Linked DNA regions of Homo sapiens: region 2 is linked to region 1. Evidence: chromatin contacts called from ENCODE Hi-C data. All regions are on one chromosome and are shown on one strand. The core of a region is the stretch at or near the end of the contact, and the rest is flanking DNA. Distances in the headings are between cores, read along the strand shown. Region 1 overlaps ESR1 (estrogen receptor 1). Region 2 overlaps ESR1 (estrogen receptor 1).

Evidence for each region. Hi-C counts contacts between places; a loop is a spot of excess contacts on that map.
Region 2: a map of PC-9 shows a loop between it and region 1 (3-fold over the local background). The contact joins two enhancer-like sites. A Hi-C loop is called at or near these places in 2 of 168 maps with a recorded cell type or tissue (K562 and PC-9).

The regions. Positions count from the first base shown.
Region 1 is chr6:151,897,810-151,903,472 of GRCh38, reverse strand. The region is part of intron 3 of ESR1 (estrogen receptor 1); the gene reads right to left. Among named protein-coding and RNA genes, the nearest start is that of ESR1, 93 kb to the right of the region's middle. RefSeq lists an enhancer at 1,843-3,042. Within about 2 kb of position 2,177, at least 3 of the 41 ENCODE cell types and tissues checked have a DNase peak (open chromatin) inside an H3K27ac peak, as active enhancers do.
Region 2 is chr6:151,955,986-151,961,648 of GRCh38, reverse strand. All of the region lies in intron 4 of ESR1 (estrogen receptor 1), which reads right to left. Among named protein-coding and RNA genes, the nearest start is that of ESR1, 150 kb to the right of the region's middle. Within about 2 kb of position 3,153, at least 2 of the 41 ENCODE cell types and tissues checked have a DNase peak (open chromatin) inside an H3K27ac peak, as active enhancers do.

The DNA.
Region 1 (5,663 bases), core at 928-3,427:
AAGTATATGTTCAAACCAGAATGAGGTCAAGCAGTGTTTAGAACCAAAAGCTGTCACTTGTTGATGGAAACGGCTCTCTCACAGTTGCAAATCACTACACACCAGCGCATCCAAGTTGCCCTCAAGCTGGCAGGGTACAAAGAGCTCAGTACCTGGATTAACACAGGAGCTGAGACAGCAGCTCACCTAACTTTCTGATTAGACACAGAGACAGAATATGATAGCAATTCAGAAGGAAAACATGATGACTTCCAGGGAATTCTAAATGAGCTAAAGAGAAAGGCATTAGTAAATGGGGAAAGTCACTACTAATAAAAAAAATTACTAAAAATGAACTTCAGATTGAAGGGAGGCATACGGGACAAAATACATTCTGTCGTCAATGAACAGAACAGTTTCCTGGAGCCAAAGGCTTGCTAGGAAAGTGGGAGACAATGCCTGAAAAAACAGGTGTAATTCGGAAGGTGGAGGACTTTGAATGCCAGGATTAGAGGGAGGCTAACTTGTAGGTTCCTCAGGGCAAGGTACTGCATTTTATGTATCACTAATTATCCAAAGGGAACCAAAGTAATTAATTACTTAAGAATTATAGTTTCCTTATAATGATGACAGTATACTAAAACTGGCATTTTATTTAGAGATTAGATTAAATCCTTGTGGGAAAAATTGAACGTACTTTTCATTACCCATTGTAACCAATTTATATGAAGGGCTCACCATAAGCCAAATACAATAGAAGCTTTACATGCCTCCTTATACATACTTACTAAGTTAGTATTATTATTGTCGTTATTTGACAAACAAAGAGACAAAGGTCTGAAGAGGTTACGTATCTTGTTCAAGGTTACACACCTATCAACAGAGCTAAAATTTGAATGCAAGTAGTCTGATTCCAACAGCTAAGACTTAAACCACAATGCTACATAATACATGAATGATATCTGACATCTATACATCAATTTGTGATTATCAAAATAGAGTTCATGTCTTTGAGTCTCAGAATAGCTTTATGGGGTAGTTGGTGTTTTCACATAGTTATGTTTTCTATGAGACTGGAACCACAAAGAGAGAGAAACAGATCTAGGATGGGTACGACTTTAACTTGACAATAGAATATACCTCCAAGAACATGAGCCAAAAGGGCCAGAAACCTTGAGCTTCCTTGATCCCTGAGAGCAAGATCAAAACTGGTGGGTGAGGTGATACAGCAGGAATTTTTAGGCCAACTCCAGTCCTAGGTCCCTTGAGGAATGGAGGAAGTTTGGTCCTATTTTTTGTGAATGACCTCTTTTCACTTTTAGGTTGCCTGGATGTTGTGGTCAGTGATCACATCTTAAATCCCCTGTGTCAACAACACCTTCATGTAGTAAATGCTCAGTAAAGGTTATCTGTAAATGATTTAGGCCAAGAAGTTTGGATTTGGCTTGGCATTTGTTATGTAAAATTTTCAAAATAAAACTGCCAAAACTTCAAACATAAAATAAATGTAATACGTCAAGGCCAAAAAATGGTGGAAAGGAGGCAGGACTAGATTGCAGCTCTCACTTGGATGAACAGAGCAGTGTGTGGAAACTCACACCATAAACTTCTGCTCCAGAACTACTACAGGAATATACCAGGAAAGCCAAGAGAATCCACAGACCCTGTGAAGGAAGCAGTTTGCTCCTACAGGACCCAGGAGACACCCCAAATACTGTGAGTGCCCAAGCTGTGAAAGTAGGAAAGGGGGATAGCCCACCCCCGAACACACACCCTCACTGGGGAATCTGCAGCTCCAGATCATGGGAGAAGGATATGAACTTACCTGGAGCTGATTTAATTAGACAGCTGAGTGAAATAAAGGGTAGAGAAAGCAAGGGGAAAAGCCCTGTGGGCTCTCTGGGTCCCCTAATAAGCCATTTCTACCTTGTCTCACAGGGGTCCTTGGGGAGGGTGGCCAGAGGAACTGGGAAAAGACCACAGCGAGAAGGAAACCTCCAGCTGAACTTTGTAACAATTCCAACCAAACATGAAGTCACCTGGCCAGAACTTGGGGGAGGGAGTGAATTTGGTGTACAGATTCAACAGGAAGGGAGGCATGAAAGCCCTACTTACATTCTTTGCTGGGAGGCTGGTAGCCTGCGGCAAGTTCTTAGCCTTGCTCATCCGCTGCCTGCAAACAAACTTGATGCTGTTGGTAGGGCACAGGAGTGAGACCGGTTTTGGGGGTTGCAAGGGAGCTGGGTGAGGCCTGTAACTGCCGGCTTTCCCCCACATTCCTGACAGCCTGCATGACGCAGCAGAGGCAGCCATAATCCTCTGGGAACATAACTCCATTGACCTGGGAACCTCACCCCCCTGCCCCACAGCACAGCCTCAGCAAGACTCACCCGAGGAGAGTCTGAGCTCAGACAGTCCTAGCCTTGCCCCACCTGATGGTCATTCCCTATCCATCCTGGTAGCTGAAGGCAAAGGTCATATACTCTTGGGAGTTCTAAGGCCCTGGCCACTGCCTGATCCTCCCTATACTACCACAGCTGACGCTGTCTTGAAAGTGCCACCTCCTGGCAGGAGGCCAACCAGCACAAAAATAGTGCATTAAACAACAAAAGCTAAGGACCCCTGCAGAGTCCATTTCACTCCCCTGCCACCTCTATCAGAGCAGGTGCTGGAATCCAACGCTGTGAGACCTGAAAACAGCCCATAGCACAGGACTCTGAGCAGACAGCCCCCAGTACTAGCCTGGAGCCTGGTAGCCCTGCTGAATGGCTAGATCCAGAAGAGAAATAACAGTCACTACAGGTCGGTTCCCAGGAAGCCACATCTCTAAGAAAAGGGGGAGAGTACTACATCAAGAAAACAACCTGTGGGACAAAAGAATCTGAACAGCAGCCTTGAGCCCTAGTACTTCCCTCAGACATAGCCTACCAAATGAGAAGGAACCAGAAAAACAATCCCAGTAATACGACAAAACAAGGTTCTTTAATACCCCTCAAAAAATCACACTAGCTCACCAGCAATGGATCCAAGCCAAGAAGAAATCCCTGAGTCACCTGAAAAAGAATTCAGAAGGTCGATTGTTAAGCTAATTAAGGAGGCACCAGAGAAAGGTGAAGTCCAATTTAAGGAAGTCAAAAAAATGATACAAGAAATGAGGGGAGAAATCTTCAGTGAAATAGTTAGTATAAATAAAAAACAATCACAACTTCAGGAAATGAAGGACACACTTAGAGAAATGCAAAATGTTCTTGAAAGTCTCAGCAATAGAATAAAACAAGCATAAGAAAGAACTTCAGAGCTCAAAGACAAGGTTTTCAAATTAACTCAATCCAACAAAGACAAAGAAAAAAGAATTTAAAAAATGAACAAAACCGCACTCAGTGCTCAATGGTGCCCAGGCTGGAGTGCAGTGGCGTGATCTCAGCTCGCTACAACCTCCACCTCCCAGCAGCCTGCCTTGGCCTCCCAAAGTGCCGAGATTGCAGCCTCTGCCCGGGGCCACCCCGTCTGGGAAGTGAGGAGCGTCTCTGCCTGGCCGCCATCGTCTGGGATGTGAGGAGCCCCTCTGCCTGGCTGCCCAGTCTGGAAAGTGAGGAGTGTCTCTGCCCAGCCGCCATCCCATCTAGGAAGTGAGGAGCGCCTCTTCCCGGCCGCCATCCCATCTAGGAAGTGAGGAGCGTCTCTGCCCTGCCGCCCATCGTCTGAGATGTGGGGAGCGCCTCTGCCCTGCCGCCCCGTCTGGGATGTGAGGAGCGTCTCTGCCGGGCCGCCCCGTCTGAGAAGTGAGGAGACCCTCTGCCTGGCAACCGCCCTGTCTGAGAAGTGAGGAGCCCCTCAGCCCGGCAGCCACCCCGTCTGGGAAGTGAGGAGCGTCTCCGCCCGGCAGCCACCCCGTCCGGGAGGGAGGTGGGGGGGTCAGCTCCCCGCCCGGCCAGCCGCCCCGTCCGGGAGGGAGGTGGGGGGGTCAGCCCCCCGCCCGGCCAGCCGCCCCGTCCGGGAGGGAGGTGGGGGGGTCAGCCCCCCGCCTGGCCAGCTGCCCAGTCCGGGAGGTGAGGGGCGCCTCTGCCCAGCCGCCCCTACTGGGAAGTGAGGAGCCCCTCTGCCCGGCCAGCCGCCCCGTCCGGGAAGGAGGTGGGGGGGTCAGCCCCCCGCCTGGCCAGCCGCCCCGTCCGGGAGGGAGGTGGGGGGGTCAGCCCCCCGCCCGGCCAGCCGCCCCGTCCGGGAGGGAGGTGGGGGTTCAGCCCCCCGCCTGGCCAGCTGCCCAGTCCGGGAGGTGAGGGGCGCCTCTGCCCAGCTGCCCCTACTGGGAAGTGAGGAGCCCCTCTGCCCGGCCAGCCGCCCCGTCCGGGAGGGAGGCGGGGGGGTCAGCCCCCCGCCCGGCCAGCCGCCCCGTCCGGGAGGGAGGTGGGGGGGTCAGCCCCCCACCCGGCCAGCCGCCCCGTCCGGGAGGGAGGTGGGGGTTCAGCCCCCCGCCCGGCCAGCCGCCCCGTCCGGGAGGTGAGGGGCGCCTCTGCCCGGCCGCCCCTACTGGGAAGTGAGGAGCCGCTCTGCCCGGCCACCACCCCGTCTGGGAGGTGTGCCCAACAGCTCATTGAGAACGGGCCATGATGACAATGGCAGTTTTGTGGAATAGAAAGGGGGGAAAGGTGGGGAAAAGATTGAGAAATCGGATGGTTGCCGTGTCTGTGTAGAAAGAGGTAGACGTGGGAGACTTTTCATTTTGTTCTGTACTAAGAAAAATTCTTCTGCCTTGGGATCCTGTTGATCTGTGACCTTACCCCCAACCCTGTGCTCTCTGAAACATGTGGTGTATCCACTCAGGGTTGAATGGATTAAGGGCGGTGCAAGATGTGCTTTGTTAAACAGATGCTTGAAGGCAGCATGCTCGTTAAGAGTCATCACCACTCCCTAATCTCAAGTACCCAGGGACACAAAAACTGCAGAAGGCCGCAGGGTCCTCTGCCTAGGAAAACCAGAGACCTTTGTGCACTTGTTTATCTGCTGACCTTCCCTCCACTATTGTCCTGTGATCCTGCCAAATCCCCCTCTGCGAGAAACACCCAAGAATGATCAATTAAAAAAAAAAAAGAAAAGAAAAAAAAAAAAAAATGAACAAAACCTCCAAGAAGTTTGGGACAGAATTAAACAACCAAACCTAAGAATAATTGGTGTTCCTGAGAAAGAAGAGAAATCTAAAAGTTTGGAAAACATATCTGGGGGGATAATTGAGGAAAACTTCCTTAGCCTTATTAGAGACCTAGACATCCAAATACAAGAAGCTCAAATAACACCTGAAAAATTCATCACAAAAAGATCATTGCCTAGGCACATTGTCATAAGGTTATCTAAAGTTAAGATAAGAAAAATAATCTTAAGAGCTGTGAGGCAAAAGCACCAGGTAACCTATAAAGGAAAACCCATCAAGTTAACAGATTTCTCAGCAGAAACCCTATAAACTAGAAGGGATTGGGGCCCTATCTTCAGCTTCTTTAAAGAAAACAATTAGCAGCCAAGAATTTTGTATCCAGCAAAACTAAGCTTCTTAAATGAAGGACAGATACAGTCTTTTTCAGATAAAAACAACGCTAAGAGAATTCGCCACTACCAAGCCAGCACTACATGACTACACGAACTGCTAAAAGGAGCTCCAAATCTTGAAACAAATGCTGGAAACACATCAAAAC
Region 2 (5,663 bases), core at 1,904-4,403, 57 kb before region 1:
ACAGAACCACATGTGCCCAAAGCAGCCCACTCTACCTTCCTGCCTGTCCTCCTCTGTGAGGACACTCCCTCCTCCAGTGCACAGGGTTCCACCTTCCTATCTATGTGATGGCATCCCAGTAGCCATTCCCCATCTCCCTCCTTTGAAAGAGCTGCTTATACTTGCTGCTTCTAATCCCTTCCCTCCCATTTTTTCATGAACTCATTCCAAGTATATCTCCACCCCCTCCCTCTATCACGGCTGCTCTTGACAAGATGGAAAATTATCAATTCTCACCCTACTTGACCCAATAGCAGCATTTGATACAGCTGATCACTTTTTCATCTTATACCATCTTCATTTGTCTTTCACGATGCCACAGTGAGATGGATTCCATTTCAATCTCCTTTGCGGGTTCCCTCTCTTCTTTCTGACTGTCCCAAGGCTCAATCTTTGGTCTCCTTCCCTTTCCTTTTTACACTCACTACTTTGCTAATCTCATTCATCATCTCTATGCTGAGGACCCATAACATCATATCAAGTCCAGCCTCTCTCCTAAACTCCAGATTTCTCCACTCAGATGGTCTAAAAACATCTCAAATTCAACATAGCCAACACTGAACTGATTTCCTCCTCAAAAACTTGTTCCACCTGTAGACTTCCCCATATCAGTTGTTGACTCAACTTTTATCATTGTTCAGGACAAAATAATCATCCATAACTGAATTCTTTCTCTCACATACTACGCCCAGCCCATCGGGAAAATCCTGTCAGCTCTACCTCAAGATATATTTGAAATGTGGTCACTCCTCACCATGTCTCCATTACCACCCTTGTCAGAGCCACCATCGGTCCTCATTTATCACCTAGATTGCTAGAGCCTGTCCTAGCTGCTCTCCCTGCCTCAATCTTTGGCCCCCTTTGGATGTCTTCTCAACCCAGTAGACAAAGAGAACACTTGTGACAAGTCAGATCATGCTCTCAAAGTCCTGCAATGAGTCCTCATTTCCTTCAGAATAAAAGCCAAAATCTTAGTGGCCACAGGACCTTACTTTCCTGATCACATTTTCTCTCACTCCTGCCTCACTCTGCTCTAGTCACATTGGTCTTCTTCCTGTTTCTAGAATATTCCAGAACTGCTCTTGCTGTCAGGACTCTGCACTTGGTGGGCCACTTGCCTGGAATGCTGCTCCCTCCACATGGCTAACTTTCTCACCTCCTCCTTCAGGTGTTGCTCAAAAGATCTCTCAATGAGGCTTACTCTAACTTGACCCTCACCCTGCCCTGGCACTGCTGTCTCCAGCTCTTGTTTTCTTTTGTCCACAGTTCCTGTCAACTTTCAAAAATAGATAATTAAGTTGTCCACCATGTTTGCTTTCTTTCTGTCTCCCCCACTAGAATGTTAAGCACCGGGGAGGCAGGGCTTGGTGTATCCCAAAAACCCAGAACACTGCTGGGCTCATAGCATGTCCAGTGAAAAGTGCCGAATGAACAAAGCAATCAATGAACCTGGAGCTGCCATTTCCAACCAGACTATGGGCACATTAAGGCAGTTTTTCTCTAAGTTTTTTTAAGTGTGGAGATTCCATTTGATCCATAAAATCTGAAGACCTACCCCTAACACCAGTATGTGTCAGGAACTGTTCTAGGAACAAAATGGATTAAAATTTCTGCCCTCATAGAACTTACATTCTATTGGCTCCATGGATTTATAAACACTTGAACACATAGTACATACATGTGTAAAACATATTATTTAATGTTTGGTGATCATATAGAGTAGTGAACATCTTACTTTAATGCATGTATTCTCAACAGGAGTAATTATTTTCTCTGACAGGACAAATGTTAGTTCTGGAGGTCAAGAAATCTTAAATATTACAGTGGCTTGTAGTCTTCCAAAGCTCAACCAACTTCAGTTTATTTTTGCTCTCACCAAATGCAATTTGATACAATTTTTCTAATTAAAAAAAAAAGAATTGAGACACCACAATAATGTGTCAGGCTTCCTGGGTGCATAGATCTCAGATTCACCACCCATGCTCCAGAAAGACCCCCAGCTTGGCTGTGGAACCTCTAAGGTTGCAGGACTACAACCTCCTCAAAAGCTGGTGGAGGTAGGAGCCTCCCACTGCACAGCGTTGGCACGGGGACTCTTCAGTGACATATAGGAATATAAAGATTGAGAAAAAGATGAGAGGGCAAGGGAGAGACAAGGAAAAAGGCTGTGTTTATCCTAAGAAACTTTTTTTAAAAGGAAAAAATAAAAGCTCATGAGAAAATAAGCATTTGACGTTGTTCATGGATAGAAAAAGATGTGTGCCGCACCAGTGATTCCTAACAATTAAGAACTTATGCTGTCACAAATGACTAAGTGATCTTTCACTAAGGTTGATTAATGACATAATTCAAACAAAGATGGAAGAGACAACCCAACCTCTACACCTGAGAAGGCAAGGGTTGAATAGGGGGCATTTCCTGCTAAATACTTAGTCTTGAGATGGCCAGTTCACACATCAGGGAGTGTTTACACTTGCACACTTAGGTGGAGAGTTCTGGAGCTCGTCAGAGATGCCCATCCTGGCTTCCCAAACCCTTCATCCCACTCTGTTCTCCTTGTTGATGGCAGCACCCTCTGCAGATGCATAGAACTCCTCTCCGTAAACACACACACGCACACACACACACACACACACGGAAACTTTTTCTCTTCCAATGGAAGCGGTAGAACTCCACTTCAAACTTATCATCTTTGAATCCCAAAGAGGGGCAAAAGAGAAGTGATGCAAAAACTTCAGGACATCAAAGCTGTTGGCTCGCAACCAGCACTGAGGCTGGGTTCTGAGGTACAGGGGAGTGATGCTTTCTGAAAACAACTATTCAATGTCTGTTCACCACTTGTACTCAAAACCACGTTGTTCTCTCACGTACAGATAATTTCCCTTCAATATAAGAACTGTTCTTAGAGGTAAATGAGTGTGTGCATTTTGATCTATAACACACATTTTTAGAAACATGTACACAGTACAATCTCATGTGCACAGAATCTCAACAGTCAAATCGTTTGAATGACCAGAATTTTTCACAAAGCCACAAGATAACAATGAACATTCATGATGACCAACTGCCACATCCTGCAATACTTTCTGAATTACATGATGAAGCAGCATTGTGCAATGGCCTTATGGGCACACAGGAACCACACTGCCCAGAGCTCCGCCACTCCTTAGTCAAGCTAGTTATCATCTCAATGCCTCTGTTTCTTTATCTGTAAAATGTCCACAAAAATAATCCCTAACTCATAGGGATGTTGTGAAGATAATAAACACTCAATAAATGGTAGAGATTTTTTTTCCCCAAAAGAGCCTTAGTGTGAATTTATTATTATTGTGTTCTAATTCCTTTTCAAAGTTATAATCTATCTATGGTATAAGTTGACACCACGTCAGAATATTCATTACAAGATATCTAATTCTAAAATTGTGAAGTTTATTATTGTAGCATGGACTGCTATTTGCCCACCAAATATCCATTCAACTCTTTTTATTAAAAGAACTCATTTATTCCAGGTACAATTGCACAGCTTAAAGACTGTATTTTCAGCGTTCCTTTTAGACAGATGTATCTGAAGTTCTGACCAGTAGATATAACAGGAAGCACAGAGTGTGATGGCTGAAGCTCCAGTAGCCCCATTAGGCCAGGAGTCGACCTTGAGAATGTAAGCCTGTCCCAGGATAAGGGAATCGAAGGTCAGATGAGCTTGGGTCCCTTTGACTGTGGAGTTGCCATACCACTGGTAAAATAAGTCTGGACTAATTTTATGTGAGAGAAAAAAATAAACTTTGTCTTGGTTATGCCAAGGCTTTATCTTGGGGTTTTCTGTAATATGTGGTTGATTCAAATCCTAAAACAGTCACATCTGAAATAGGATTTATTCTACAATAGATTCTATTTCTTACCTCTGTATTCTTGTACCTAATTCATTTAAGTATTTGCATGTATAACTACTTTAAGCTTGTAGGATAGCTTAAAGCACTTAAATGTAGCCCCAAATCACTAGTTAGTATTAACTCCGAAAACTGGCAGGGGTCAATACCTAGAATTTTTTTTTCTTAACTGTAACAACATGTAAAAACAAAACAATCAAATTTTAATTGTTTTTGGTTAGTGGTAATAAGATTGTTTGAAGAGAAAGGCATGAAAGCATGGAGGCAGATCACAAAATACAAGTGAAAAGAAATACACAAGCTGAATGTTTAAAATGCTTTTTAGAAACTGGTTTCTATCCTAGTTTTGCAAAATTCCAGGCTCTCTCATGATTTTTTTGTATAGTTATGTAATAGTCTTAAAAAATTAGGCTCAAATTAATTATATCCAAATCCTCGAAATCACCAACAATGATAATAGCGAATATTTTTGAACACTTACTAGGGGACTGGGTCGCCCAATGGCAAAAGTTGTGTCCTTCAACGGCTGTAATATACAGACATGTGGGTCGCACGTGGTGGTTCACACCTGTAATCCCAGCACTTTGGGAGGCCGAGGTGGGCGGATCACGAGGTCAGGAGATCGAGACCATCCTGGCTAACACAGTGAAAGCCCATCTCTACTAAAAAATACAAAAAATTAGCCGGGCGTGGTGGCGGGCACCTGTAGTCCCAGCTACTCGGGAGGCTGAGGCAGAAGAATGGCATGAACCCAGGAGGCGGAGCTTACAGTGAGCCGAGATCATGCCACTGCACTCCAGCCTGGGCAACAGAGTGAGACTCCATCTCAAAAAAAAAAATTTTATATATATATATATATTTATATATATATATATATATTTATTTATATTTATATATATTTTTATATATATTTATATTTACATATATATGTATGTATACAGACATGTATTTGTCACATGGAAGAGAGAGAAAGGAGAAGGGTTGTTTTTTTTGGAAAAGAAAGTCAAATAATGATAAAATGATACAACTCTTTAAACATGCACGATCACTTCTTTAGCCTATGCTAAGTTTCAGTAAAAGTGTCCTAGAATTCAAATTGTTTCCCTAATACTAAACTATTCTATGTTATTAACCTTTCTCTACCTCAGTGCTGTCATCCATAAGTTGGGCATACAATGGGGAAAATAAAAGCACTCAGCTGAGTTAACAGGGGTAAAATGCTTGGAACAGCACCTGGCACACAATTAGCTACTATCTGCAACAGATAAATTAGTAAACTCTGCTCCATTTCTGCTCCTTCATGTGTGAAATGGGCAGAGAGTAATAACAGTATTCATATTCCTCATGAAATAACTGGTACAGTAGAATGAACGTTCTGTGAAGGCAGAGATCTGGTCAATTTTGTTCTCTGGTGTGTTTTCACACACAGAACTAAAAGAACTAAAAACAGAACTACCATTCAACCAAGGAATCCCACTACTGGGTATATACTCAAAGGATTATATATCGTTCTACCATAAAGACACATGAACGCGTATGTTCATTACAGCACTATTCACAATAGTAAAGACATGGAATCAACCTAAATGTCCACCAATGGTAGACTGGATGAAGAAAATGTGGTACATATACACCATGGAATACACTGCAGCCATAAAAACAAAGAAAGAGATCATGTCCTTTTCAGGAACATGGATGGAATTGGAGACCATTATCCTTAGCAAACTGACACAGAAG